Regions from separate parts of the Mus musculus genome. Here all the other regions are linked to region 1. Evidence: chromatin loops called from intact Hi-C (ENCODE). Cell type or tissue: heart. All regions are shown on one strand. Region 1 overlaps Disc1 (disrupted in schizophrenia 1). Region 2 overlaps Disc1 (disrupted in schizophrenia 1). Region 3 overlaps Pcnx2 (pecanex homolog 2). Region 4 overlaps Disc1 (disrupted in schizophrenia 1). Region 5 overlaps Disc1 (disrupted in schizophrenia 1). Region 6 overlaps Disc1 (disrupted in schizophrenia 1). Region 7 holds the start of Sipa1l2 (signal-induced proliferation-associated 1 like 2).

Region 1 (4,000 bases):
ACAGAGAAGAAAGCCTGGAGGGAGATGGCTCTGTGTGACCTTAAGTGACATTATTAAGCAGCTTTTCCCATGGCTGTGACCAAAAACCTGACAAGAAACAACCTAAGAGGAGGCAAGTGTATTCTGGCCCAGGGTTTGAGAGCGCAAGTCTCCCCCTGGAAACCACCGAAGATCATCAACTCGCCTCTGGAACCTCTCCGGTGAGCTCCCTTCATCCCCCAAACCCACAGTTTAGCATCCTCAAACTCCTGACCTTCACTCTTGCCTTCTTCTTTCCATTAGAAACACCCACAATTCCTTCAGTCAACCCAGGTGATTTGAGACATATCCAAAAATTGATAGTTTTAGACTTCACCACATCTACCCTTCAAGCTCCTCCAAGCCACACTGGGGAAAGCTATGCACAGATGCTTCGGACACAAGCATCTATGGGAAACCATTGTTCTAACTCCTGGAACTATCTTTAGGAGATGGAGGAGGGCAGAAGGTGAAAGGAAGGGGGAGAAGAAGGCGATGGAAAGGAGAGGGGGATGGTTCAGCAGTTAAGAGCTCTGGCTGCTCTTCCAGAGGTCCTGAGTTCAATTCCCAGCAGCTTCATGGTGTCTTACAGTCATCTATAATGAGATCTGGTGCCCTCTTCTGGCCTGCAGGCATACTTGCAGGCAGAATGCTGTATACATAATAAATATATAAATCTAAAAAAATAAAATAAAATAAACAAAAAACAATACCCTAGCTAAACGCAAATGAGGGGAAGAAAGGGTTTCTTCCTCAGATTATCACTGAGGGAAGTCAGGGCAGAAACTCAAACAAAAACTTGATGCAGAAATCATGGCAGAAGGTGACTGCTTGCTGGCTGGCTCACAGGCTCATGCTTAACTAACTTTCTTATACAATCCAGACAATCTGTCTAAGGAATGGTGCCACCCAAAGTGGGCTGAGACTGCCTACATCAATTAACGAACATGTTGATCCTTCACAGGCACACCACAGGCCAATCTGAGTTAGGCAATCCCTCACTTGAGACTTCCTTCTCAGATGACAGTTACAGTCAACCAGGACAGGCACAGCACATCAAAGCAGGCAAGGAATGGTGACAGGAGCTTGGGCATCTGGTCTCATGGCATCCACAGTCAGGAAGCTGAGAGAGAGATGAACGCGCCACAGATATTTTTCTGTTTGGTTCCTGTAGCGTCACCACAGACGTGCCAAGGTCAGCAGTAAGATGGCAGAGGCATAAATGCAATGACCCATCCTGGGGCACAGTGAGGTCACCAGACACACCCTCCAGGATGCTATGCCAGCTAAGCTAGCAATGTTGATGATACACCCCTGCTGCCACATAGAGACCATCAGCCAAACCCCAAAAGCTGCCCCTCAGGAGAGGGCATCCGTGAGCTGAGAAATTAGAATATAAGTTGCTGAGGCCACATGCCCCATCCCATGGGACCTCATTGGCATAGTCCCAGACTGCGGCCTGCCTTGACTGTGTGACGTTGTCTTATATTGTCTACTGTCATCCCCGTGACAGTTTCAGGAAGCAAGCATGCGGTGCTCAGCACACAGGCAGAGATTAGAATCAAACAGCTCGTCCCTGCCCACACAGCTAGTGAGTGAGTGACAGGGGCTGTCGGAGACTTGGAATCGAGTCACCTCTCCTCAATAGTCTTGATAAAGTGCCTACTATGAGGCCAGCTTTGTACAAATGGCACGATCATCCCTGAAAGCACAAGGAAGCTAGCTGGGACTCTTCCCTTTCATTGCTGGGAGAACTTGGACGGAAAGTCCCCTGGCTGCCGGAAACGCTACTGTTCAGTTTGTTTGTATGCTAGTTGCTACCTCATTCAGAGGGGAGTGGGGGGGGGGGGGGAACATGGCTAGGTCTGAGGGGACAATGGGAACTCATAGCTGCTCTGAAGCCAGCATTTCCTGTGGGTTTTCTGCAGCTGAAACAAGAAGCCCTTTGACTGTGGCTCCTGTGGGGTTCCAGGAAGCAAGCTGGCCTTTTCTGCTCTGAGAGGCCTTTGACAATGCGGAAGGAACACCCTGAGCGTGGGCCAAGTAGGCTGTCCTGCGGCCAGTGTCACAGAAGTGGTAACAGTTCACAAGCAACAGTTCCAAAACTTTACCCAGAGCCTGCAGGGTTCTGCAGGAAGGCAAAGGCAGCGTGCCCCAGTCCCAGGGTTGGTCTGCGAGCGTTTAGTAATGGTTTTATTAAGTACCTTCAAAACATACTCACTTCCCATCCTGTAGCGTAAAAGCCCAAAAAAGGTCTTCTTTGGGGTCAGGGCGCCCTCTGTAGGTATGAAGTTGTACATGCAAGAATGTTCTGCCAGTGGATGCCTGCTTGTCAGTCACATGGAGAAACCAAACACAGTATCCTAGGAGAGGGCCTTACACAGATGCCATTGCACAGAGATGGCGGCTACACAAGGTCCAGACAAAATCAAGCAAGAAGCCCAAAGCTCTGCCGGTTCTGGGATCTCCACAAGGCCAGTGCAAGCTGCACTCGAAGCCCTTGGTTTGTGTGATCAGCCTACCCCATTACCTCCTGTGCCAGTGATTTGCTGCAACACTGAGATAATACCACTAACTAAAGAATTCTTCACAGAACTGTTGCTGCTGGCTGCTCTCTCACATGCAAAGGAAACACCATTTCCCTGCATTCTGGTGGTTAAACAAAAGCCAGCATCCCCCATGAGCTCCTACAGTCCCTCTGCCAAAGGGGCCATTTCCCTTTTCAGTGGCAGAAGGAACACATGGCTATGTGAGGTGGCTATAAGCATTCCAAAACCCATGCTGACCTCAGGCTCCCTCAGGATCACTAGTACCCATCTCTTCTTAGCCCCCTACACACACACACACACACACACACACACACACACACACACACTCAACTTCTCCAGCTCAAGGGTTTCCCTCCCCTCTGCTACTCATTCTTCTCATAACCCTGCTATTATGGATATGCTCTCTTTTGCCCACAATCTCTTAGTCTTTCTATCTATCATTTATCTATCTATCTATATCTATCTCTCTATGTGTGTATGTATGTGTGTATATATATGTGTATGTGTAGTGTGTGTATGTGTGTGGTGTGTATATGTGCGAGGTGTGTATATATGTGTGCATGTGTATATATGTATGTGTGTATGTGTGTGGTGTGTATATGTGCGAGGTGTGTATATATGTGTGCATGTGTATATATGTATGTGTGTATGCATGTGTGTATGTATGTGTATATGCATGGTGTGTGCATGTGGTGCATGTATGTGTGTGTGTGCATGTGTATATATGTATGCATATATGTGTATGGTATATGTGTGCACATGCACACATGTGTCCTTCTTCCCCATCTCTCTGCTGGCCACATTCAATCTATTTTTTTTCTCTGTGCTCAGGACCCTTCCTGATGCCTCTGGCTGTTCTCTCCCTCATACCTACAATAAAAACCTGTCCCTTGACCGTACTGTGGAACAATCATCAGTTTATACACCTTTAGAGGCACAGTGCCAGGTCCAGCTCACCCTCCAGCCCAGCAGGACCTTGGGCTGCAAAACTGGGCACCCAAGGACTTGGATGCTGATTGAATAACATTTGTTCCCAGCATGCCCTCTGTGCTCTCTGATAAGAAAGGCATTCCCCGTGATTCGGGAACTTTGATGGTTCCTGATAGATGGTGGCGATAGACGCCGGTGGGAGATGGGACAAGGGTGCTTGAGAGCTGGTAGCTGTAGAGCTGGCTTGGGGTGCTCTGTGTCCTCTACTGTGTTCCACTGTCCCAGGCTTGGGATGCTCTGTGCCCTACACTGTGCCCCACAGTCCAGGTACTCCAGTGTTAAAATCATGACAATGTGTTTTTTTCTCTTCTGAAACACTTACAAGGCTCCTTTAGAAACTGTTGCCACTTTGATTGACCTTAAACATACAATGTACATAAAACATATGCCAGGAACTGAAGGACTGTCAGGGGAAAGACCCTTTGCTCACTAAAAAAGGAAAC
Region 2 (4,000 bases), 67 kb before region 1:
TGCCATAAAGAGAGACAGACAGACACACACACACACACAGAGAGAAAGAGAGAGAGGAAGAGGGAGAGGGAGAGAGAGAGAGAGAGAGGTTAATCTTCCTCGATCACACTCAGGGTCACTGAATCTAGAGCTAAGCTGCGTGGCCAGCAAACCTCAGAGATCCTCCTGAGTCTGTAGCCCCAGAAACCAGGTTAAAGGTGTGTACCCCTGCACCCAGATTTTTCACAGGGTCTGGGGTTCTAAACTCAGATCCCCACACTTGTGTGATAACACTTTATATCTGAGCATCACCGCAGCCCAGGGTACAGTCTTTCAAAGCCATGCCCTATCCCTTGATAGAAGTGGAATCTGTCTCTTTCCAGGAGATTATCTTCATCAAAAGCCAGTGTCACTATCTCTATCTAATTGAATCCCAAATGAAAGAGGGAGGGAGAGAAGGAGGGAGAGACGAGCCAGCCCCTGGGAATGGTGGAAACTGCTTCTTGGAGAGAGGACACTGCAGACAGTTAGGGGTTAGGTAGATCGAATACCAAATAACTCCCAGGCTCATGGCTGACCCCGAAGGCAATCTAACATCAAAATGCCTCCATCCCTTCCACTCAGCAAACAGACTGCCTGAGAAGGACCCATGGACAAGGGACAGCAAAGTCACCTCAATAACCAGGAGAAAGAGGTAAAGTTGGAAACTCAGAAAGTCACCAGTACCTCCTGAGGGTCTCAGGTGGCTCCACCTGGAAGGGAGCCTGGTTGGCAGAGGTCAGGGTCTCTCCCAAGGCCTTGCTGACCTCCTGCAGCTGGCCTGGGGACATCTGGGCCACCAGTGCCATCAGGTCACAGCCCGGCCACCGGAGCAGCACCTCCTGCTCCTCCAACTCTTGGCTCAGCCGTTTTTCCTTTGCCTCCAGCGCAGACATCCGTGCTTGGAGAGCTTCGATTTCCTTCTGCAGAGAGAGAGGGGGAACAGATTTCAGCCATTAACCCTGCTCTGCTGACAATGAGAGTGGCTAAATGATAGGGGGGCCATATGCACCGCAGTCGCAAAGCCCACCTACCCCACCCTTCCGAGGCAGGCAGATTCCAGAAGTTTGCTGAACCGGAAAAATCATGCCGCCAGCTTTGTGTTTTTGATGTGCTGGCAGGAAGGAAAACATTGCTTCCTCCCAAGCATTAAATATAGACAGGTGCGGGCCAAGGTTTTGATTTGATAAAACCCAGTGAATGGTGTGTCGCTCACTGGCTTCCCTTCTGGCAGCGGGCAAGTGAGGGTGCTAGCAGCTCATACCCCACACCGAGATGCCAGCTGTGAGCCGGGAGGAGAAAACCCTGTCCACAAACAATGAGGATTTAGGATGCACAGAAAGACAGGAGCCTTGGCTTGTCACAGCAATGGGATGCAGAGAACAAATGGCTGTTGGGCCATGGAGCCTAATGTCCTTTAGCATGTCGGACAGTTCGGTTCCCACAGTCGGTGAGGTGACTCTGTCCGCCAAGTGCTTGCCGTGCACGCACAAAGAGCTGCTGCTGCTGTTTCTTCTTCTTCTTCTTCTTCTTCTTCTTCTTCTTCTTCTTCTTCTTCTTCTTCTTCTTCTTCTTCTTCTTCTTTGTTTTTTGTTTGTTTGTTTGTTTTTGTTTTTGTTTGTTTTTCGAGACAGGGTTTCTCTGTGTAGCCCTGGCTGTCCTGGAACTCACTTTGTAGACCAGGCTGGCCTCGAACTCAGAAATCCACCTGCCTCTGCCTCCCAAGTGCTGGGATTAAAGGCGTGCGCTACCTTCTGATTCCCCAGAACCCATGGGAAAGCTGGGGTCCCACAGAATGAATTCCTCACCCCAGCATGAGGGTGTGGTGATCAGAGACAGGAGGATCCTGGGAACTTGCTGGCCACAGTCTAGCCCAGTCATTGAAATCTAGATTCAATGAGAAACTCTGGGTCAAAAATAAGGTGAAGGGTGATTGGGGTAAGTATCCAACATCAACTTCTGTCCTCCACATACATGTATGTGCACACACATGTGCACACATTCAAACACACAGACACTCACACACAATTTGCACTAATTGATTGACCTAGAATCTATGTTAATCCATAACTATCATCTGTCTCCAGGCCAACGCATAAACAAGCAGCAGGTGACTGAACATCGTGTGCTTGGTGCTGGGCAGATAGCCATCTCGATGCGTGGGAGTCTGAATACAGCACCAGGCTCTGCTGAGGGACACGCCCCTGTTCCCTTGCTGTTCCTAGCTGATAAGAGCACAGCTTAATTCCTGATATCTCCCCTATCTCCCGAATGTTCTCTCCACCCACGGAGCAGATTCTCCACAGCTTCTACCTCCTGCACCCACCTGCAGTCCCAGAGGAGAGAGATGAGCTCCAACACTCCCACCCAGAACTTCCGGCTCGCCTGCAGGCTGTGTTCAACAAGGCTTGGCTGCTCTGTCTGCCCTTGAGATCCACAGCTCGCTCTCTCTCTCTCTCTCTCTCTCTCTCTCTCTCTCTCGTTTTTTTTAGCAGTCAGAGCTAGCCCAGGACTCATCTTGCAGCCCAGGCTTGAACCTACAGCAATACTTTTGCCTCAGCCTCCCCATACTAGGAAGACAAGCTCAGGTCACCCTAAACTATAGTAAAAGAGGCATAAGAATTAGCGTCTCTGCCACCACACATGCTCAGTTCAGTGATGTCAGACACACACAAACCATGCGAGCAATCTCGCCATCCAACCACAAGACTCTATCCCCATTAAACACTAATTCTCCGTCCCCTGCCACCCGATCCTCACCCCCATTCCTTACCCCACCCACTCCCCACCGCACCCCAATCTCCTTTCCTACTCTGGGAATCTAAGTAGAATATTACAGTATCTCTCTTCCATGACTGTCTCATGCAGCAAACACAATGCCCTCCACATTCACCCACACTGTGCCCGGTAGTACAGTGCCTTTTGTAAGCCTAGTCACAGACCACAAAGTGCATCCACAACACACTTTGCTTGTCTATCCAGCCATGGCCTCTTGGGCTGTCATCAGTTATAGTGACTAGATGTCTTGTCTAGACAGCACTTTCTTTTCAGGTGTGTATCAACGATGAGCGGGACTGGGTGCTGGGTATGAAGAACTCCATTTTCAAATGTTTGAGGAACTGCAAGACTGTTTTCCATGACAACAAAACATCTCATTCTTCTATTAATTTTTTTTCCACTTTCATGGGAGTGTGGTGTGTCTATGTCCGCAGGCACGTGAGAGCACGTGGGAGCACGTGGGTATGTGTGCACGTGGAGGCCCAAAGTTGATGTTAAGAATCACACTGGATGGATTTTCCACTCTGTCCATTTAGGCTCTTCCCATGAATCCCTGGTGCTGCTGCCTGGTGCTTCACAGACTCCCAGTTCCTGCTCCAGGCTGCAGGCTCAGCAGTCCCAGCCCCCTACCCCCAACCCCGACCCCTGGCTGCTTCTCAGTCCCTGCCCGGGGTCTACTTAGAAAACTTCCAGACCCCTTTCCTGCCTCTGCTCTCTCACCTTGGAGCCTCATTTAGAGTTCTAACCCTGGGCACTTCCTGGCCAGATGTCACCACTGCTGTGAGCCAAGCATGGCCTCCACATATCTGCTGGTCATTACAGATGCAGCCTCACACCCGGGCTAGACTCAAAACCATGTCTCTTCACAGTGGTTTCCCAGAGTCCACCATGGTAGGGATTCCCACAAAGCATTCCTAGCACACCAGCGGCCACAGAGATTCCCAGACACACCAGCGGCCACAGAGATTCCCAGACACACCAGCGGCCACAGAGATTCCCAGACACACCAGCGGCCACAGAGATTCCCAGACACACCAGCGGCCACAGAGAGCAGAACCAAAGATCCTGACTCCCATCTATGCAACTGCAACCCAGTCCTGTGCAAAGGAGTGGCCGCTCTACCGCCTCCGCTTTGAGTCCTTGCACTGCAGTGAAGCAGAGGCCCCCTCACTGCATCTGACTTACATGGGTAAGAGAGGGCCCA
Region 3 (4,000 bases), 800 kb before region 1:
ACCCTGAGTCACACGCTAGCTGTTCTTCAAGCAGGCGCCTCTGGGAAGGATATCTGACTGCTCTGCTCTCCCCAGAAACCTGAATCACAGCATCTCCGGGGGCTGCTGGGAAATCCTGCCTGACAGTAAATCCGCTTTGTGTTTAACTGACCAGAACACAGGACTGATTTACTAGTTCAGAGCCCAAAGTGAGCTGATCTGCCTGAAAACTGATCTGGACGCAGGTCATCAGCCCAGGAAATGGAAGAAGTTGCCTGAAAGGCTAACAAATCTTCAGGGTTGAAATGATTCTCACTGCACGTCAGACATCCACTACTCCTTTATAGGCTTTGTAACTAAAATTTCACTCTCCACCCCATGCATGAGTGTATGTGTGTGCACACGTGTGCGCGTGCATGTGTGTGGTGTGTGTGTGTGTGTGTGTACACATGCACACATGTGCATGTGCAGTGCATATATAGGCCAGAAGGGAACTTTAAATCTCACTTGAGACAGAGTTTCTCATTGGCCTGGAGTTCTCCTAGCAGGCCAGGCTGGTGATGAGCCCCAGGAACACACGCCTGTCTCTGTCTCCTGAGTGTTGGGATTACAAGCTCACCTCAACAAACTTCACTGTGTGGGTTCTGGGATCAGAACCCGGGTCCCCAAACTTGCAGGGCAGGCACTTCATCGGCTGAGCCTTTGCTTGGTTTTTGCTTGGTTTTGTTTGGTTTTTGAGACATGCAGCCCAGGATGGTCTTGAACTTTGATTCTCCCTGCCTCTGTTTCCAGTTTCTGGGCTGACTGCCATGCACCACTAAGCTAGAGTGAGAGCTTCTGCTCTTCGTCCCATGAAAATTTGTCTACAAATGTTCTCCTTTGACAGACCCAAACCTTGAAGTTAACACTGCTCCCACATCACCTCTCATGGGCCATCCACCTTGTATTTCCTTTTTTGAGACCTGAGCCTCACCAAGTAGGCTGGGCTTCCCGGCCAGTGTGTGCCACCGATCCACCTCCCTCTGCCTCCTGAGTGCTGACACACCACTCCTGACTTTTGTATGTGGGTTCTGGGCCTCACACTCAGGGTCTTGTGTGTGTGTGGCAAGCGCTGTATCGACTGAGCCGTCTCCTCAGACCGTAGCTGCACCTGGCTTCCGAAGATGGGAAGCAGACAGAGACATTCCAGAAATAATCACCCGTTTTTTTGTTTTTGTTTTTGTTTTTGTTTTTTTGTTTTTGTTTTTTGTTTTTTTTTTGTTTTTTGTTTTTTGTTTTTTTTTTTTTTGTTTTGTTTTTTTTGCTTTATTCCAAGGAAGTGAAGACCTTGAGTTTGGAAAGACAGGGGTGGGGACAGCTGTGGTGAGACTGATGGGTGCTCAGAACAGGGAGATGTGGGGCTCCTCAGTGAACCCCACCAGCTGCCCTTTTGACAGCTCTCTTTGAGGATATTTATCCTCAAGCAAAGAGCGGTGTCACTGTTGGTTTGAAGATAAGTGTTTGCTGCATCAGGGTTAGAGACTTGGAAATTCTTGCCGGCTTTGATCACACAGAGGGGGGTGGGGGTGGGGGGATGGTCCCGGAGCAGGCCTTCCTGTGGTTTCTCCCACACCCTCTCTGAGGTGTGGTTTCTCAGTCTTTGTTGATCTCTCCTCGTCCTGGACTGGTCCTCATCCCGGGGTCTCACTCAGACACGTGGTTAAGAGGTGCTATTTCTCTCCAGGCCCCAGAGTTCCAGGAATAAAATTCCAAGCGGAAGCTGAGGCTTTGTGGCTGCACACACCCCCGGCTGCCACATGAGGGCACTCTCCATCCACTTGATTTCCCTCTGCAGCCTCTCAGAGGCTTCCCTTTATTTGTGCTGTCTTATGAAAGGGGAGTTGATCCCACATCAAAGCCCTCTCCCTGTTAGAAACCTCCCTCCCATCCCCCATCAGGCTGATGTCCTTTAGTGTCCTCTACAGCCAGTGAGCCTGTTACACTAACTTCTGTCCTAAGGCATCCCTCCCCACCCCCTTCCCACCCATCCCACAGTTGAGTCGGGAGCCTTGGGAAGGACAGGCAGAAAAGATAAGGTCTCCAGGGGGGCAGAAAACACTTGTTTTACAATCTGGTGAGGATAAGGAATTTCCGGCGATACTTTCTCTGTCACTGGGAGAAAGCAGCACTGGCCTTGGATTGTTCTTGCAGCTTCCCCAGATGGGTAGGACAACGTTAGGAACACAGGGACTCTAACCACTTTCCGTTTACCCCAGACCCAGCCCTGTCCCACCCAGCCCAGCAGAGATGCCAATTTGGAACAGAGCCTCATACTGTGTAACCCAGATTAGCCTCAGACTTCCAGCTATCCCCCTGCCTTAGTCACCCAAATGCTGGAATTCCAGGTTGGAGCCACCAGGGCCCAGCTCAGCTTCAGCCTCTTTGTTCCCTTCCGGGGCTGGTTCGTTCTTGTCACCCCTACACCACCAACCTCCCCCCTCATGTTTCTCTGAGTGCTCCAGCCTCTGCTTTGACCCTGAGGAGAACTAGTTGACCTGAGACCAACCCAGCCTCAGGCTGATGGAGACCTGGTGGTGTCACTGAGAAGGTCATTCCAGAGAGTGGGCTCTCTCCATCCCTCAGATGTTTCAGAGGAGGTGGGAACGTCCCTTGACATCCCTAATAAACAGTCCTGGAATAAATGTTTATTAATGCAGCAGAGAGCACTGGTCTCATGATCCTTTAATGCTGTAGCCGCCACAGCCTAGAGGAAGAGGATAGGCCCTGGAGGAGCAGCTCCATTTGAGGTACAGTCTTGCTAATCACAGGCTTGTCCCTCCAGGCTGCCCAGGAGCCAGCAGAGGTGACAGTGTGTGCTTGTGATAAGGGCCCAGCCACATCTAGTGAAAATAGTTCCTTGAGAGGGAAGCTGATCTGTTGTTTGAGTCTTTGTTAGATAATGATGAATGAATGCTGGACCTTCTTCACCATTGCAGTCGGAGCCAAGGCATTATCTATGGGAAGGCTGGCAGCCATCTTGCTACCTAACAGGGAGACTCAGGCCAAGTTCCTCATCAAGACGCAACAGCGAGACCAGAACCTCTTACTTACTTGTGCCTGACGTAGAGGCTCCATCAGGACGTTCTGTTCAGTCCGTTCTAGTTCCTACACCCCTAGGAAGGAAACGCCTGTCTCTCTCTCTCTCGGGCATAGAACCAAGGTGGCCAAGCCATGTGCTTTAAGCCGAGGCAGTCAGCAGTACAGCACTGGTTTGGATCCATTCCTGTTTATGACATAGTATTTTGCAATTAGAAGCATGCTTGCTAATGTGCAGGAACCGAGCCCAGAAGTAGTCCCTCCTTAGAGTACCACATCTTGGCAGGAAGCATCAGCAGGTGTGTATCTAGAAGAGCTGTTTCTAGCACCTTCTGTAGCAGTCAGCAGTAGAAGATCCATATACCTCTAGCTCCCCCATGTGTGGTGTGGTCCCCTTTCCTGCCCGTATGTCAGCCTGACCTCTCTCACCTGAAACGTAGCCTAGTTAGTTTCTTGGCTTCCATGCAGTTCTCACACAGCAAACTTCCGAGTCTCTGTCCTATCCAATCAAGGAGCCCCCATTTTGATCTTATCTCACTACAAGGTTCCAGAGCAGCGTCACTCAGTGCTGTCCATGTAAACAGAGTCGAAGTGAAAAGCTGTCCTGATAAATCCGGCGGGCCACTCCATCAGTGGGAGGTGTGGTGAGCTGATCAGCAGGGAGAGCGCTCACAAGGGAGCAGACATTCCGGAGAACATAGTGTGCTAGTGAGCCGTTCTCACGGCTGTGACCAAGAACCTGACAGCAGAGAGTTGACAGGGGGAGGATTGATTCCACCTCGTGGTATCAGAGGGAACCACCGTCCATCATGTTAGGGTAGACAATACAGAAGCGTTCTTCACTTTCTAGTAGGCCAGGAAACAGACTGAATGGCGAGCAGGCCTGGACTATAACCTTCACATTCCACCACCCCCAGGGTCTCACTTCCTCCAGCAAAGGCTCCAC
Region 4 (4,000 bases), 98 kb before region 1:
TCTGAGTTGCTGTTTCCCAAGATCCAAAAGCAGCTGAACCCAGACTATGACTCGGTTTTATTACATTCCAATCCGTGGAAGCTTTAATTCACACAGGAATTTGTTTTCTTTTAGTTTTAATTACGTGGATGCACATATGCCTCTGTATGCATGTACATGTGAGTGCATTACCTGTAGAGGTCAGAAGGGGGTGTCACTCCATGAGAACTGAGGAGCAAGCATGGGTCCTCTGCAAGAATGCTTGCTCTTCCCCATTAAACTATCCCCTGGTCCCTGAAATACATTTTTTATTTCTTCTTACCAACTCTTGGATGGTTCATTTGAGTGATCTAAAGCCACACCTCCTCAGCCTCAGACACAGGCGAGCAAACCCACAGGGAGAGGGTGGCTGACCCAGCATAATACTATCATGAACGGAGCACAAAGATTCCCCAGCGCGAGCCATCTGCAGTTCAGTCGTCTCCTGTAACAATCTCCCGTTCCGCTTGTTTATGTTTTATTCATCATCTTGAAAGTATTTAGTGAAGTAACAATGATGAGATTCACAAATACTGCACAGCGCTTTTTTTTTATATAAAGATATTAATGGCTTTAAGGGCTCACGCACCATTCAAATGAAAACATCGTTGGGTTAGATTTGCTCAAATCTGTTTACATCTCCTTGATTCTTCCATAGAATCCATTCCCCCGTTTTGTGTAAAAACTGAGTGCTTACACTGTGAAACATTTTGGTTTTTCTTATTCATAAGACTTAAAAAAAATCGACTACAAAAGTCTGCTGGAGCTCTACCGTGCTCCGGTCAGTCATGACGAAATGAGCCAGCCTGCAGGGCCTGGGACCCTGGAGCTCCCCCCTCACTGTGCGTGCTCCACACACAGCCTTGGGCTGCATGTGGCAAAACAAACAAATGAATAAATAAAAGATTTGGCCTGTAAGAGAGAGAGGGATGGCTGGGCAGTGGTGGCCCATGCCTTTAATCCCAGCACTTGGGAGGCAGAGGCAGGCAGATCTCTGAGTTCAAGGCCAGCTTGGTCTACAGAGTGAATTCCAGGACAGCCAGGGCTACAGAGAAACCCTGTCTTGAAAAACTTAAAGAGAAAGAGAAGGTAGTTCAGTGGGCAGAAACCCATGCAAGCTCCGTGAGCCGAGTAAAGGTGGACTGAGAAGTGACTCCTGAAGGTTGCCCTCTGACCTCTGCGTGACCAACGCAAAAATAACACGCAAAAAAGAGAGAGACTCTCTGACCCTTTCCTCTCTCTGACTCCCTTTGCTCTCTCTGATCTCTTTCTCCCTCTCTTCCCTTCCCCCTCGTCCCGCTCTCCAAGTGTCCCTGGCCAGCCCCTAATTCTCCTCCCTATCCCACCCCACCCTGTGTCCCTGTCCTCTGTCCCCTCTTTCTCCTCTTTCTCAGCCTCTATTCCCTGCTCACCCCCCCTCCCCATGCCCCCAAACAAACTCTATTTTATACTAAAAGAGGGAGGAGGGGCCCGGGAGTGAGTGGGGCTCTGTGGTTAAAACTGGAGCTGCTCTTACAGAGAACCATGAGTCCTGTTTCTAACTCCCACATGGTAATTGTATCACCGGCTCCAGGGTCATCTGGCACCCTCTTCTGGCTTCCTCAGGTACTACACTAACATGCACAACCCCACCCCCATACATAACTTAAAATAAAAAATTAAATACTTCATAAGGAAAATTTAAAGAGTTAAGGGAAATAATGCTAGGCTCTGAGCTGTTGAGCCAGATGGGGCTTCATTAGCAAGAGAAACCATGATCACTGGCCATCTGATTCAAACAGGGAGGGAACAACAGCTCACACCGTTCAGGAGAACTCTAAAACCTGGGCTGCTCCTCCCAGAGTGGCAGGCCTAGCCCTGACAGCTGGAGGTGTGGTTCCTTGTTTGGACTTTGAACACTGGTCTTCCCTGACGTGGATGTGTGGAATATGCAGGTGGTGTCTGTTAAGTGGAACACAGGGCAAATAGCATTTTGGCCCTTCTGTAGGCCAGTGCCAATGTCACCCGTGTCCTTCTCCTGAGGAAAGAATCAACCCTCAGAGGACACCCCGACAGAAGAGTCACCCCCTGGTCCCTTCTCAGTCCCCCGTTGTCGGCCTGTGGCCTGCATCCTGGAAGACTGAACCAAGGGAAAACCTCTAGCTCAGGATGTGTGCCCGGGGGTGCAAGCTACACAGCCCATGGCATGAACCAACAAATGCAGAGCAGAAAAAGTCAGAGAAAGGCAAAGTAAAAGCTAACAGGTGACCCTACCCCGTTACCCAAGGCTCATGCCAACAATGTCCCCCATGAACTGTCTGGGTGCTCTCTGCCACTGTCACAGCAAGGTGATCTAGCCACAGGATCCAATAATATCAGCACTACATTGCCCTGAGGCTTTGGCTGGGGGCTACTCACTGTGGGCGGCGTCCTGGAGTGCCAGGTCCTGCCTGCACCTGAGGTGATCCTCTTTGACGATGCCCAGCCTTCTGCTGTTCCTGGAGCTGAGTGCCAACAGCCTGCCCAGGAACATCTCTAGCCCTTCCCGCTCTGACGACAAGGCCCAAATCTCCTCCGTGAGCTCCTTGGCTGTGGAGAAGCAGCTTCCTGCAACACAGTGGGGGAGAGAGGAGGGAAGGTTTCGTGTGTGAGCTTTTTAATAATATTTGCATTCTTTGAAAGTTCCATGCATTTATATAATGCGTATTGATCGCTATGTGTCCACCGCGATATCTGTGGACCTCCCTCTAGTACCTACACCGTGTCTTCCTCCCAACTTCATGTCTTTTTATTATTAATAACCCCTGATTAGTGCCGTCCGTATGTGCATGGGTGTGGAGGCCATCCATCAGGCCATGAGCAACCTGCCAGCAGCCATGTCCCCAGAGGAGAATGACTCTCCCTCCCTCAGCAGCCCTCGCCTATCAGACCACCTCCGGTGGGGCGGGAGAGTCTCTTCGGTGCCTCCCCAAACATGCTGGTATTTTCTGTAAATGAATTGTGAGATTCTCGTGTGTGAACACTGGAGACAACGGTATCCTGCTGCATCACCAAGAGGTTGGGTACACCTGGAAAGGATGCCTCTGAGAATAATACAGAGATGTCCAGAGAAAGTCCCAGGTATCACTGCACCCAATACCCAAATGTCCAAGGACAGACACAGCAAGCACGGTGGAAAGGCACTGGCCTGGTAGTTAGACTGCAGATAAATTAAACCCTCCCCCTTATCAAAATTTGAAACATATTTGATAGCTAATCTTTTTTTAAAGATTTATTTATTTATTTTAAGTATATGAGTATACTGTAGCTGTACAGATGGTTGTGAGCCATCATGTAGTTGCTGGGAATTAAACTCAGAACCTCTGCTCACTCTAGCCCCGCTCTCTCTGGCCCAAGGATTTATTTATTATATGTAAGCACACTGTAGCTGTTTTCAGACACACCAGAAGTGGGTGTCATATCTCATGACGGGTGGTTGTGAGTCACCATGTGGTTGTTGGAATTTGAACTCCAGACCTTCAGAAGTGCTCTTAACCGCTGAGCCATCCCTCCAGCGCTTGATGGCTAATCCTAACATAGCTGAGAAGGGGGGACCTCAATTGAGACATTAACTCCATCAGATCAGCCTGTAGGTACGCCTTCAGGAATTTTGTTCTTTGTTAATTGATGTAGGACGACCCAGCTCACTCCTGGTGGTGCCATGCCTGGACAGGTCTGTCGTACCGGGCCAATAACACAGCAAGGCCCTGAAAGCAAGGCAGTGAGCAGTATTCCTCTGTGGTCCCTGCTTCGATTCCTGCCTCCATGTTCCTGCTGGAGCTCCTGCTGTGACTGACTCCCTTCAGTAATGGTCTGTGACCTTTCCTCCCTGAGTCACTTTTGGCCAGTGTTCTTATCTCAGCTACAGAGACTCTAACTAAAACAACAGGAGAATAAATGAGCAAGTTTGGCATAAACGTGTTGTGAAATACGATCGTAATAACACCTGAATTGCAGGTGGCCT
Region 5 (4,000 bases), 61 kb before region 1:
TTCCATCTTCCGTGTCTGGTCCCCAAAGTCTCCCTCTGCTACCCAGCCTTTCCTTTATGTTTCAGGGATGTTAATGCTTGATGCTGGTGGGAACCCGGGGGCCTGAGATCTAAGCTTCCACTCTCAGACTTGGGTCTCCACTAGGACCTGCCCAGTTGTGCAAAAACTTGAATCTTTCTATCTGGTTTCTGTCCCATCAATCGCTGAAGGGATGAGACCTATCTGTAAAATCCGATAGCGAGACTCAGAGAAAAGTACGGCAGAGAAATGAACGGGCAATGTCTTTACATAATCCCTGATAATAACATCTGCCGATTCTCCCTCTCGTGCCCTGTGTGCCCATTCCAATCCAAGGGTCGCTGTGCCCTGCAACACTGCAGTCTGCCTCAGCGTCTGCCAGAAATCAAAGAATTGTATGCTCAAGAGAGAGGAGAGGAAAGGCCGGTGCATGCCACCCACACTTGCTCCTGAGGTCCTGTCCCAGGGGAGCAGACGAGCCACACTGATGCATCTTGGCAGTGCCAGTGTCCTGTCTCAGTGGGTAGAGAGAGCCTTCCTGTGCTTTGTTTCTTATCTTTGTCAGATGCTGCTCCTCTCAGAAGGGTCGCTGATAAGAGATATTCTGCATGCGTATACACTCTCGAACACACACACGCACAAGCACACACAAGTGCACACACATGCACATGCACGCGCACACACATGCACACACAAGTGCAGCTAGGTGACAAGAGTAACCAGTGTGGTGTCCATATTATTGAGGAGCCAGAGAGAAGTCACATGGTATGCAGTGGGGGGGGGGGGGGGGAACAAGGTATCAATGAGATGAGATTACCAGTCAACTGCTTGCTACAGCTGCCAAAAGCTTTTGAGAAGAGGACATTTTCCTTCAACTGAGTGTTGACCTTCTAACCCTGGTGTGTCAAAGAGGTTGAATCAGAAATGAGAGGTGACAAGAACAGGCCTAGAAGTCCTTCCCCCTAAGTCTGTGGGATAGGTGCCTACGCCAGCCGTTGCACATGCAGAGCCCCCACCACCACCATGGGCTGCTGCCCTCAGCCCCTCCTGCCCTCCCCATGGTCAGAGTGAGGGGTGGACATACTTCCTTCCCACTGATTGGATCAAAGAGGAAGCAGTCGGACCTGCTACCACCATCAGAAGTCAGAGAGCCCCGGCACCTCAAGAGTTGGGGGTTGTTTTTCCAGGGTATATAGCTGTCCAGTTTGGGTTCTCCTGATAGCTGGGCCTGAGGCAAGGATCTCAGTAGCTTGTGTTTAGAGAAGCAACCAAAGACACTAGAGAATAGGATAGCAGCGTAACGATCCACAGCAGACAGACGAGGCTAAGAATCTGACCTATTGTTGACATGGCATGGTGACAGGACCATGCGGGGGTAAACGTGGAAATGCCCCCGTGTCTGTGACATCCACTCAGGACATTGTAACAAAGGGGGAAAGTGCATTGCCAGGCTGGAAAACAGCAGTTCTCAAACTTCCTAACGCTGCGACCCTGTAATACAGCTCCTCGCACTGTGGCAAGCCCCGACCAAAACATTACTTTCCTTGCTACTTCATGACTGTAATTCTTCTACTTTATGAACAGTAATGTAAATATCTGATAAGTGACTTCTGTGAAAGGTTCAGCCAACCCAAAGAAGTCATGACAAGTTGATAATCACTGTTGTAAAAGCTAAAAACCACCTTGTGCCACCTTGCACAGAGGAGCGGCATTTACCTCACCCAGAGACCAGTCCCCTTACTGAGCAACAGAGATTTCCACCTGAGAGACAGTGGGAGGACCTGATTCAACTGTCAGAGCTACTCAGTGACCCTCCAACCCTAGTGACCTCAGTGCTGATATAAACAGTTCTCGGGGTGGGTAGTTAAGCTTACTTGAGAATTTGAGCAGTAATTTTAAAACCAAGAGACAATAAAAATAAGTAGATGGTAAAGTCTGAGGTTACTTTCATAACCCGAGAAGCTGAGAGACCTCCTCCTCCCATGGCCAGATTGACAGGGAGGCTCAAAATCTGAGGGTCTCAAGAGACACCCTGGCAGTTTGAATACAGGAACATGCATTGCTTTCATCAGATTCTCAAAGAAACACTTGATCCTAGAAAGATAAAAAGAAACTTGTTTGAGTTACTAATCTGTGTTGAAAGCTGGCCATGTTGACAAAACTATTTTATTTCTGCAGGAAAAGTCCCCAGCATTTAGAACAGCCTTCTTCCGGGGTCTCGGGGCTGAGCCCCGAAGAAGTTTGTGTCCAGGGACCCCTGGTGGTCATCATGAGGACTGCAGGAACTTCTGTCCTGAGGGTCCAGCTGACCCTGGTGAGTACAGGCAAACTTAGGCCACAGAGAAGCTGGCACAAGCAAAGGCTGACTTTAATAATTAGCAGCTATGTAGCCGTGCCCACGTGCTCTGTAAGAATGTGATAATGACGCAGATGTCAAGTCATTTCTAGCTATCATAATAACAGGACAGGTAAGCTTGACAAAAGAAAAACCAAGAATAAAAAATAACTAAAGGGATAAAAACCCAGCCTCTATCCCTGGGTTGTAGCATCAGAAGGAAGCCTGGCTGAAGGGAGGTTCTCCCTCCAGCTCCCCCAACCCTGTGTTCACACATATGTTTGTGAACTGGTACAAACGTGTATACATATGTAACTCCCGCACCAAGTCAGTTGGAGGGGTACACGGTGCAGTCCTCCTCTGGGGACAGTTGTCCTTCACAATGAGGGATATTCAAGGCAGTAGATCAAAGGCTTGGGACAGAGACAGTCACCCAGGATACTCCAGGAAGAGTCCGTGAGATGTGACCGACAGGCAGAGGGTTGGCACGGGGCTGGCTTTACTGTCTTGGAGGATGAGCAACCATTAGTGACTGCAACGGGATTCTCGGGAGATTGGAGAATTGTGCAACATTCTGCTGTGTGGGTAGCTGGTGCTGGTGCTGACTAGTCAGAGGTCAGCGCTGGTAAGGCTGGGGTCATAGAGGCTTTGAAGGTCACACAGAGAGTGAGGTCATCCTGAAAGCCCAGTAGCCACTGCTTCCTGCAGGGTCCTCCTGACTGCTTTGGGGGAAATGGATGATATACCAGAGTGGAGTTAGAGAAGCCAGCAAGGTGAGAGGCTGCTGCAGTGCGAGCAGAGGAAGCCTCCAGTGGCTGGAGGCTGGAAAGGTGACAGAGAATGACAGAAAGATGACAGAGATGACCAGAGCTAGCAACCCATGAGTTAGAGGGTAGGAGGATGGAGTCCTGGGGTGTTCCTGAGGTGCCTGGAGGTAGAAACCATGAGACAGGGAGCCCGGGAGAAGAGGAGGAGGAGGCATGAGGACAGGGATAATAGGTTTAGCAGGGCTCCTTTTTAAAGATGGTGGGTCTGGGAAGATAGCTCGGAGGATAAAGTGCTTACTGCACAAGCATGGGGATCCAACTTCAAACCCCAGAACCCACACAAAAGACAGGCCGGCTAGAGGGCCTTGTAATCCCTGCCCTCAGAAGACGAAGATAGGGTGATCCCCAGGTGATTTGGCTGGCTAGACTAACAAAAACCAGTGAGATCCAGGTTTAGCAAAAGGCCGCACCTCAATAAGGTAGAGAGCAATCAAGGAGGACACTCTGTTAACTTTGGGCCTCTGTATGCACAAACACACACACACACACACACACACACACACACACACACACATGTATATGCATGCACATGGCTAAACACACATACATGCACACACACGTACACATGCATACACACACGTGTACACGTGCATGCACACACGTACATACACACATGTACATACACATACACCATGCACATGCACACGCACATATGGAAATGCATATATATATGCACACATACACAGGCAAAATAAAATTTAGAGCAGTTTCTTTGGCAGGGTTTTCTAGAGGAACAGAACCAAAAGAATGCATGTATTGTAAGAAGGAATTAGATTGGCTTACACGCTAGGCACTGGCTAATCCAACTATGCTGCCTGCA
Region 6 (4,000 bases), 50 kb before region 1:
ACCTAAAGTCTCCACATGCATGGGCATACTTATCTCTGCATACACATACATCTGTCCACACATATGCAAACACATGTGTGTGTGTGTATGTGTGTGTGTGCATATATATGGAAAAGGTGTCTGAAGCCATGTTTGATGCTGTCCTGCCTCACATGGTCTTGGGTGTTCTCCCAGCAGGGAGTTTGGTTCAGAGCCTTCCTTGCGCTCAGCCTGCGTGTTCACACCCTGCGCACACCCTCAAGCTTCCTCCATTTCCATTTCTTCTGCCTCCGGCCTAGACAGGGCTGCCCCGCCAGGGTTCTGAGAGCTCTCCCCTTCATTCCTACACAGAGCTGACACTGCAGTTCCTGTGGCTGCAGGCGCATGAGCAGGTGCATCAAGGGCGTCAGAACACCTGCCACAGCCCGGCGTTGCACTGGGCACTCGCACACATCTTGTTACAAAGCACACCTTCCGTGGGGCATGGTGATGCTCACCTGGAGTTACAGCAGTAGGAGGCTGAGGAAGGAAGGAGGGTTGCTGTGAGTCTGAGGCTAGCTTGGGCTACATAGTTGTGGGAGGGAAGAGGAGTGGAAAGGACCTGTATTGTCCTGGCCAGTTAGTGATGGGGCAAGACTCCTGCATCATTGCCAATTCTTTAAAGTATCCATCCCGGCATTTTCAGCTAAAATTGGGCAATCTGAGCACGCCCAGAGGCATGTCAGGCTGTCACTTCAATTTTTCACACAGATGGTTTGAGACTTTTTCTTTCTTTTTCTTTTTCTAAGACAGGGTCTCTCTACATAGCTCTGACTGCTCTGGAACTCATTGGCTAGCCTCAGACAAGAGGTCTACCTCTCTCTCCATCGAGTGCTGGGGTTAAAGGCAGGTGCCACAGTGCCCAGTGTGACTTTTCTTTTTCAATTATGATCTTAACCTGAGCATGTTCAGGAATGACACTTCGGCGTGTGATAAGTACAGATTCTGCCTGCTAAATAAACCCCCATGAGTCCTTTGTTTGGGGAGACCATTGCCTGGGAAATAACTTTGTCATCTCCCCTCTGCAGGTAAGAACTCTTCCGTTCCTCTTCCTCCTCGGAGCTGACTTTGGTTTTGTGCTTGCTACAGTGATAAGCCCCTGCATCCGATTTCAGAACTCCTCGAAGGAGATGATCACTTCTAATATGCAAACTCGCAGTAGATACAGAGAGAGCCATGGATGTACACACACATATATTTCCACATCTCTTCTATCTGTTCTACTCAGAGGGCCTGGAGAACTGCCAGCCCAGACGCAAACATTATCCTCCGGGACGGAAGCAGAGCCCCCAGGCTGAGACAGCATCAAGATGAGGTGAGTCTAGATTATCTTATACCAAAACACTTAGAAAGCACTGGGAGACTGAGGCTCTGTCAATAGAACACAGGGGGCCACCTGAAGACGTTCATATATCAGATGACTTGAGCATCAGAACAGATGATAATGACAGCCCTCTTCATCCCCTTGTAGCAAAGTGAGGCCTGAGCACAGTGCTGACAGAATGCTTTGTGGTGAGAGGAAGCAGGGAACAGGTGAGCTGGTTCCCAGGGACTGTATGCTAAGACCCTCTAAGCTGTATCATTACCAAAAGGAAACGATAGCTCTGAGGTGGTGACGCCTAAAACCACAGCTTGTCAGTGATGACGGTGGATATCCAGGGTGGGACAGGACAGGCATAGGTTCTTGCAGGTCCCTGTCAGAGGAAGTGGAAGCCTCCGCTGCACCTGAGTCATCAATCAGATCAGTACAAGTTCTTCACATCCCCAAACATCCAGAGTCACAACTGCAGGCGATTGCATTGCTAAAGAGAAGGAGGAGAGGGAGGGGGAAAAGAAGGAGGAAGAAGAAGGAGGATGGGGCAGGAGTCACTGGCATTGGGAGTGAGACAGGTTCTAAGCCTGTGACACAGACTCTTCTCCAGGGACCCAAATTCTTTCCTAAAGGGCAGCAGAAGTATGTCTAAATCAACTTCATGACTTGGAAGCTACAGAGTAGTGGCCTGGGGACATATCCTTGTTTAGAGACATAGATCTTAGTCCTGGAGGGCAAGGAGGCACCATGGCTATAGCGTGCTGCCATCAAGTGGCCAAGCAAAGATCTGCAATGACTTGTGTGTTCAGTCATAGTCACAGAACGAGGGGCAAATGTGAGCTCAGCCTGTGACTTCCCTGATTTCTAAGTAAGTCATTTTCACTATGAGTTAAGCCAGCATCCTGTGCAGCCTTTTTGAAGCCTCCTCTTCCTCCCTCCTCTTTAGTGGTTGAGGAGACAGGGTTTGCTTCCCTTGTGTGATGGTTTGAATAGGCATGGCCCCCGTAGACTCATAGGTTTGAATGCTTGGTCATTAGGGAGTGGCATCATTTGATAGGGATTCGGAGGTGTGGCCTTGTTGGAGGAGATGTGTCTCTGGGAGTGGGCTTTGGGTTTCAAATGCTCAAGCCAGGCCCGGTGTCTCTCTCTGAGTCCTGCTGTATCTGGATGTAGAACTCTCAGCTCCTTCTCCAGCACCATGTCTGCCTGCATGCCACCATGCTTCCTGCCATGCTGACAATGGACTAAACCTCTGAAACCATAAGCCAGCCCCAATCAAAATGCTCTCCTTTAGATGAACTACCTTGGCCACGGGGTCTCTTCACAGCAACAGAACATTGACTAAGACACCTTGACTCTCTTTCTTTTAACCCTGTGTTGTTTGGAACGCTCTGCAACACAGTGAATATGAATTCCTGTGGTAAGCCGGGCAGTGGTGGAGCATGCCTTTGATTCCAGCACTTGGGTGGCAGAGGCAGGTAGATTTCTGAGTTTGAGGCCAGCCTGGTCTACAAAGAGAGTTCCAGGACAGCCAGGGCTATACAGAGAAACCCTGTCTCAAAAAACAAACAAAAACAACAAAAACAAAACAAAATGAATTCCTGTGGTAGATCCAGGCCAGCGTACTGAGGAATATGCTGCACACATGGGTGTCCAACAAATGCAGCTGGCCAATGATTTAACAGAAATAATGTAATAAGAAAGAGAAATAGTGTTTACACTTTGTAAATAGAGATGAATAACAAGAACAAGTGAACAAATTCGAAATTCATCAAAAAGAAAAGGTGCCCACAAGCAGTGAGAAAAACCAGACATTGAAGAAAACCTTCTGACTGGCAAAATCTCTTGCAGGTGCGAATATTACACGACAGAGGATTTCAGGACAGAAACGCCAGCCGTCACCTCACTCTACTTCAGAGCAAGAGGATTTGTTAGGTCACTGTGTTGTTAATGGTTAATCTTCTTATTGCTGTTAATTTTATGATCACAGTTAATTTTCTTGTTGCTGTGACAAAACACCTGACCCCCACACAAGGGGGGATTAATTTTAGCTCACTGGTCAAGGTGGCAGGACCTTGAGGCAGCTGGTCACATGGAGTCCACAGCCAGGAGTCATGTGGCACCCAGAGTCGGGAGGCAAAACGAGATGAATGCTGGCACTCAGCTCGCTTTCTCCTTTTCAGTGAAGTCCAAGTCCCCAGCCTGTGAAATGGTGCTTCCCATATTGAAGGCAGGTATTCCCTCCTCAGACCTCTCTGGAAACACTCTTGAAGAAACACCCAGAAATATATATGATTCAAGATCCCTTTGACAAGAAAGATTAACCATCATACACATAAATCTATTAACGTTTAACGAGGCTCATCCGCTACCCTTAGTCCATCAGTACTAAGGGCCCGCTTTACTACTGCGCTACAAAAACACCCAGAAGGACAACAAATGAACAGTCGAGCATTCGCGTAAGTATTTATGAAGCAGAAACTTTACATAAAGACATCTTGCTAAGTAGATTGGATTCCAGTTATGTATCTGCCCGTGGGATGACAGAATACATGGTATGAGCAATATTCTTAGAGACAGGTGACCAGTCTGCACCCGATGGGGCCTCTCTGGCTGCAGCCATCAACATCTTCGAGAGTCATTTTTCATCGCGTTTTACATAATAGCCAA
Region 7 (4,000 bases), 500 kb before region 1:
AGCCACGCCCTGCCTTCCTCTCTGGCGCTGTATTCCACAGTCTCTGCCCCGGTTTAATCTGCCCCCTCCCCCACCTCACCCCCAAGCACAGAGCAGGGTCTGGTAAAAAGTTTCCCAGAAAGCACTGCAGCACAGGACTTTTCTCAGACTTCATGTTTGTGGAATGCATACACAACTTCTGCAAACGGTAGGTATAGGGAGACCATCCAGAAAGACCTCAAAACCTGGAAATCTCAGGAGCATAATGTCATATACAGGTTGCTGGCATGTTTTACAAGGCCCATTCCTACGCATTACACCTGTATTTAAAATGATATATAAGAGATTGGACAATGTGCACGCAGAGAAATGCAGCTTGGGTGGGGACCCACTGTTTAAACTTCACCAGGATGTGTGCTCGTAGTAGGAAGCACTGCGACAGGGAAGGAGAGATAACATTATTAACATTATCTCTTCCAGGGAGGAGTTCAAAGTCCCAAACAAACCATTTCAGGACTCTGGGGACGTAAGGTGGAGCCAGCTCTGCCACCTGCTCCGGCCTTATTTACTCCTCCTGCCCGTGCATCTCAAAATAGAGCCCAACGCCGCTCTTCTGCAGCCGGCCGCAGGTGAGGCTCCCGGCGGTTGGGGGTAAAGGGGGTAGACAGGGCCGGAACACCGAGAGCAGGCGTGGGCCCGCTCGTGCATCGCTCCTGGCTCAGGTTCCCCGGCCCGCGCGACTACAGCTTGCACTTTTGCGTCAAGTCCGTCCCTCGGGCTTCGCCAGGCCGTGGTGACTCTCAAGGGTCCGGACATGGTGCGAGCATGTACGAATGAGAGTCCACACCCGGAGAGCACCGGTCGTTCCGAGGGCACCCGGGCTCGCGAGCACTCCGAAGCCGGCCGCCTGTCCCCGTAAGCCGAGGCCTCGCGCTCGCCGCGACCTGGAGAATCGCTCTCCGAGGACGCTCGCGCTCGCGCGCGCCCGACCGCGAGGGGCGAGTCTGGCCAGGAGGCGCGCCAATGGGCGTGGGCGGAGCGCTCGGGGCGGGGCCTGTCCGGTTGGCCAATGGGCGTGGGCGGAGCTTTAGGGGCGGGGACCGTCCGGCCACCGGCCAATGAGAGGGGGCGGCGCGCTCGGGGTGGGGTCTTTCGGGGCACCGGCCAATAGGCGGGGGCGGAGCGCGTGGGGGCGGTGCCGGGGCGGGCGGCGGCGGCGGGAGCCGGCTGCAGACGGAGCCGGGCGGCCGAGGACGCAGCGCGGCGCCTGGCGACAGCTCGAGCCGCGGGCGCAACGGCCGCGCGGGGAGCGCGCCCATGGGTAGCGCGGGACGGCGGCGGGCGGCGAGGCCCTGGCTTCTGCGCGCCGGCCCTGGCGGGGTCCAGAGGACCGCGGCTCCGAGGTGCGTGCCGGGGGGTGCGGGGTGCAGGGCGCAGGGACCGGACCTGCCCGGCTGCGCGCAACTTGCGGGCCGCTCCCCCGGGACTCCCGCTCCTTTGTACGCGCGGGCTCGCGTCTCCGCGGGTGAGGACCGCGGTCGGGAAGCGACCGGCAGCGCCGGCACATTCATTTGAGCCTGGTCGCAGAATCCCGAGAATCAATTTCGGCTCGTCTCCCGGAGAGCGAAAGCCGAGGACAACTTGGCGTCACCCCTTGGGGAGACGTTTGTCGTCATTAACCATCTTCGGCTACATTAATTCAGTCCGGGCCAACGTCAGCACGGGCGAACGGACAGCAAGTGCGTCCTCACGAATTGGGGCTGGGCGATACCTGATTTTGGTCAAAACAGGTCTTAGGCGCTTCGGGTTCTGCTTGGAGTTGCCTCGGTCTGCGCAAGGATGGCTTTGAGAAAGAAGGCCAAACAGCGAGGGGGAAAGGCAGAATGCAGAACACCCCAAAACCCAAGTCATCCGCAGAAAACGGGGCGTCTTGGTTATTCTCATTGGTTTTCCCCAGTAACTTCAAAATAGTCCCAGAAATGTTCCTTTTGTCTGCGGTTTCACTTCTAAACTTTAACACTAGATGGCTTTCTTATGACAGGCATTTTAGTCCGCTGCCCGCTTGAGTTTCCTGCGTCTGCAGTCTAGGCTGGGATTTATTTATTTATTTAACGTCTTACAAATTGGAATGAAAGGAAGAAACTATCCCAAACTGCTGCTTTATTTGAAACATAGTACTCCCCTGTAAGGCTTAAACTGGTTATTATATTTCTTTTTTCAAATATGGAAAGTGGGCTTTGATCTCTAGCGACCAGAGGTGACTACGAATGAGCGAGCTGCTTGTTACTGGGCTCTGCATCGCGGAGGTCTTGATGTCTTTGGAGAATGTGGAGTTCTTGGGTGGGTTTGGTGATAAGAGCTGCATAGATTTCGACATGCTGTTTATGGCTAGCTGGAGCGGTTTCCGGAACAGGCAGCAATGGGATCTATTGCAGGGGGTGGAGGGTGGTTGGGAGGGGGGAAGAATAGTCTATCTTCAGTTTTGGGCGCGTGTGAGGCTGTTCATGCCTAAGGGTTGACCGGCAGCATTTGAGGAAGATCTGTAGCTGAGTGCGTCTGCCTGAGTCATACTGAGGGTTGTGTCACGGACCTCTGCGTTTCCTTCTCCCCTGGTGAGATCTGGCTTGTCTCTTCCCAGCACGGCTTTTTAATGACTAGTACAGTCTAGTCATTAAACTAGTGCCTCTAGTTAACCGATCAGTGGCCACAGCAGATTCTTACATTCTGGGTTAAGTACTTTTTTTTTTCAGGGGGTCGGATTTGGGAATTAAACCTATAGGCTTGGGTATGATAGACAAGCACCCTACCACAAAGCTACATTCCCAGCCTCATTTATTGTTATTTCAAAACAGTGAGCCATTTACTATTATTTTGAAAGAGGCTCACTAAGCTGCCTAGGCTGACCTCACGCTATAGCTCAAACAGACTTTGAACTTGTGGTCCCCTGCCTCATGATTGGCTTGGATGACAGGTGTGCTCTGCTCCACCCCAATTCATTTTCCTTACTTTTGTTCTACAAGTAAAACATCACAGGTAGCCCAAGTCTTGCCCTGGTGGTAGGCAGGCTTATTAGCTGAAGAAATTGAAATTTGGCTTTATAGTTATTTCTTGTGGTTTGGCTGGCTTAAATTATAACGTTAAATTTGTATGTTCTAAATTAAAGTGTATTCATAAATAGCTAAAGGGGGGGGACCCCAACTGGGTAAATGTCTGGGGAACATAGCAAACAGGAAGGGCTTCCCTCAGTACCCACGTGCTACCTATAGATGGGGTGAGGTGAACTTGCATAAGAAGCCCTGTAGACATTTCCTCCGGAGGATGGAGAGAGCACAACACAGCATCCAGTTAGGAGGTGGAGGTGGAGCTTCTGCCTGGGAGTGCGGCTGAGAATTGCACTGTCTGGCTTAAGTGTATAGTTTTTAGAGCATGATTTTGTTATTGTAAAATATTAGGCTCTCGCCAAGAGCGTTTGCTTTAGCGCTGTAACTTCTAGCTTCGTTAGTGGGATCATCATCTTGGTCAAAGCTATGGAGTATACATTTGGAAGGTGCAACCCCTCTCCCCGTATGATAATGCATGGGCTCTTTGATACCTGAGCTTAGTCACTTTTCCAGAGTTTGGGGAATCCTCTTCACCTGAGATAAAAGGGACAGTTGGTTGGATACACTTGAAGATCTATTTCTGAAACAGGTGTTAGTACAAATCATTATTATCTGGTAATTGAAGCTGGCTTGACAAGGCCGTGCACAGGCCTCCCAACTGTGCTTCTGTTTACATGGACCTGCTTCTCACCCTTGGCTCCACCAGTACTTGTTAACCCCAGCTTTAGAGAACCTTGGCTTGTCTTTAAACTTCTGACCTCAATGTGGAGGTAGTTTTAGATATGTGTCTTTACAAAGACACCGTGAGTCCTAAGAGAACATGGACTGACCATACTTGTTTACTTAAGTAAAATATGAAGTCAAGCCTTGTAGACTACAAAAACCCGAGGTCTAGATTCTCTTCCTGAACCTACACAAGT

Evidence for each region. Peaks named below come from ENCODE experiments on the same cell type or tissue, not always from the same donor. Only the 100,000 strongest peaks of a DNase experiment are listed, where the experiment ranks them.
Region 2: it touches region 1 in a loop (4-fold over the local background); 4 of 42 quality-filtered maps call a loop at or near these places.
Region 3: it touches region 1 in a loop (5-fold over the local background); 16 of 42 quality-filtered maps call a loop at or near these places.
Region 4: it touches region 1 in a loop (8-fold over the local background); 16 of 42 quality-filtered maps call a loop at or near these places.
Region 5: it touches region 1 in a loop (3-fold over the local background); 7 of 42 quality-filtered maps call a loop at or near these places.
Region 6: it touches region 1 in a loop (2.2-fold over the local background); 8 of 42 quality-filtered maps call a loop at or near these places.
Region 7: a loop joins it to region 1, with 4 times the contacts of the local background. A loop is called at or near these places in 10 of 42 quality-filtered maps.

What each region holds. Positions count from the first base shown.
Region 1 is chr8:125,065,350-125,069,349 of GRCm38, reverse strand. The region is part of intron 1 of Disc1 (disrupted in schizophrenia 1); the gene reads right to left. Among named protein-coding and RNA genes, the nearest start is that of Disc1, 13 kb to the right of the region's middle. In heart, CTCF peaks have their summits at 645 (motif pointing left), 2,095 and 2,297 (motif pointing left); DNase peaks (open chromatin) are centred at 1,509 and 2,019; H3K27ac peaks cover 1,295 bases.
Region 2 is chr8:125,132,215-125,136,214 of GRCm38, reverse strand. It overlaps Disc1 (disrupted in schizophrenia 1), which reads right to left. Exons shown (of 13, transcript NM_174854.2): 6 at 706-941. Among named protein-coding and RNA genes, the nearest start is that of Disc1, 80 kb to the right of the region's middle. In heart, no CTCF peak of the experiment used is centred here; DNase peaks (open chromatin) are centred at 1,064 and 2,264; H3K4me3 peaks cover 329 bases; H3K27ac peaks cover 1,724 bases.
Region 3 is chr8:125,868,786-125,872,785 of GRCm38, reverse strand. All of the region lies in intron 8 of Pcnx2 (pecanex homolog 2), which reads left to right. Among named protein-coding and RNA genes, the nearest start is that of Gm46061, 19 kb to the right of the region's middle. In heart, no CTCF peak of the experiment used is centred here; no DNase peak of the experiment used is centred here; H3K4me3 peaks cover 656 bases; H3K27ac peaks cover 2,889 bases.
Region 4 is chr8:125,163,597-125,167,596 of GRCm38, reverse strand. It overlaps Disc1 (disrupted in schizophrenia 1), which reads right to left. Exons shown (of 13, transcript NM_174854.2): 9 at 2,416-2,604. Among named protein-coding and RNA genes, the nearest start is that of Disc1, 110 kb to the right of the region's middle. In heart, CTCF peaks have their summits at 186 (motif pointing right) and 1,615 (motif pointing left); a DNase peak (open chromatin) is centred at 1,576; H3K27ac peaks cover 1,909 bases.
Region 5 is chr8:125,126,776-125,130,775 of GRCm38, reverse strand. The region is part of intron 4 of Disc1 (disrupted in schizophrenia 1); the gene reads right to left. Among named protein-coding and RNA genes, the nearest start is that of Disc1, 75 kb to the right of the region's middle. In heart, a CTCF peak has its summit at 2,287 (motif pointing left); no DNase peak of the experiment used is centred here; H3K27ac peaks cover 1,293 bases.
Region 6 is chr8:125,114,921-125,118,920 of GRCm38, reverse strand. The region is part of intron 3 of Disc1 (disrupted in schizophrenia 1); the gene reads right to left. Among named protein-coding and RNA genes, the nearest start is that of Disc1, 63 kb to the right of the region's middle. In heart, a CTCF peak has its summit at 2,101 (motif pointing left); no DNase peak of the experiment used is centred here; H3K27ac peaks cover 722 bases.
Region 7 is chr8:125,567,037-125,571,036 of GRCm38, reverse strand. It overlaps Sipa1l2 (signal-induced proliferation-associated 1 like 2), which reads left to right and starts at 1,174. Exons shown (of 22, transcript NM_001357372.1): 1 at 1,174-1,382. In heart, CTCF peaks have their summits at 965, 2,000 and 3,227; DNase peaks (open chromatin) are centred at 1,056, 1,676, 2,076 and 2,376; H3K4me3 peaks cover 3,826 bases; H3K27ac peaks cover 2,479 bases.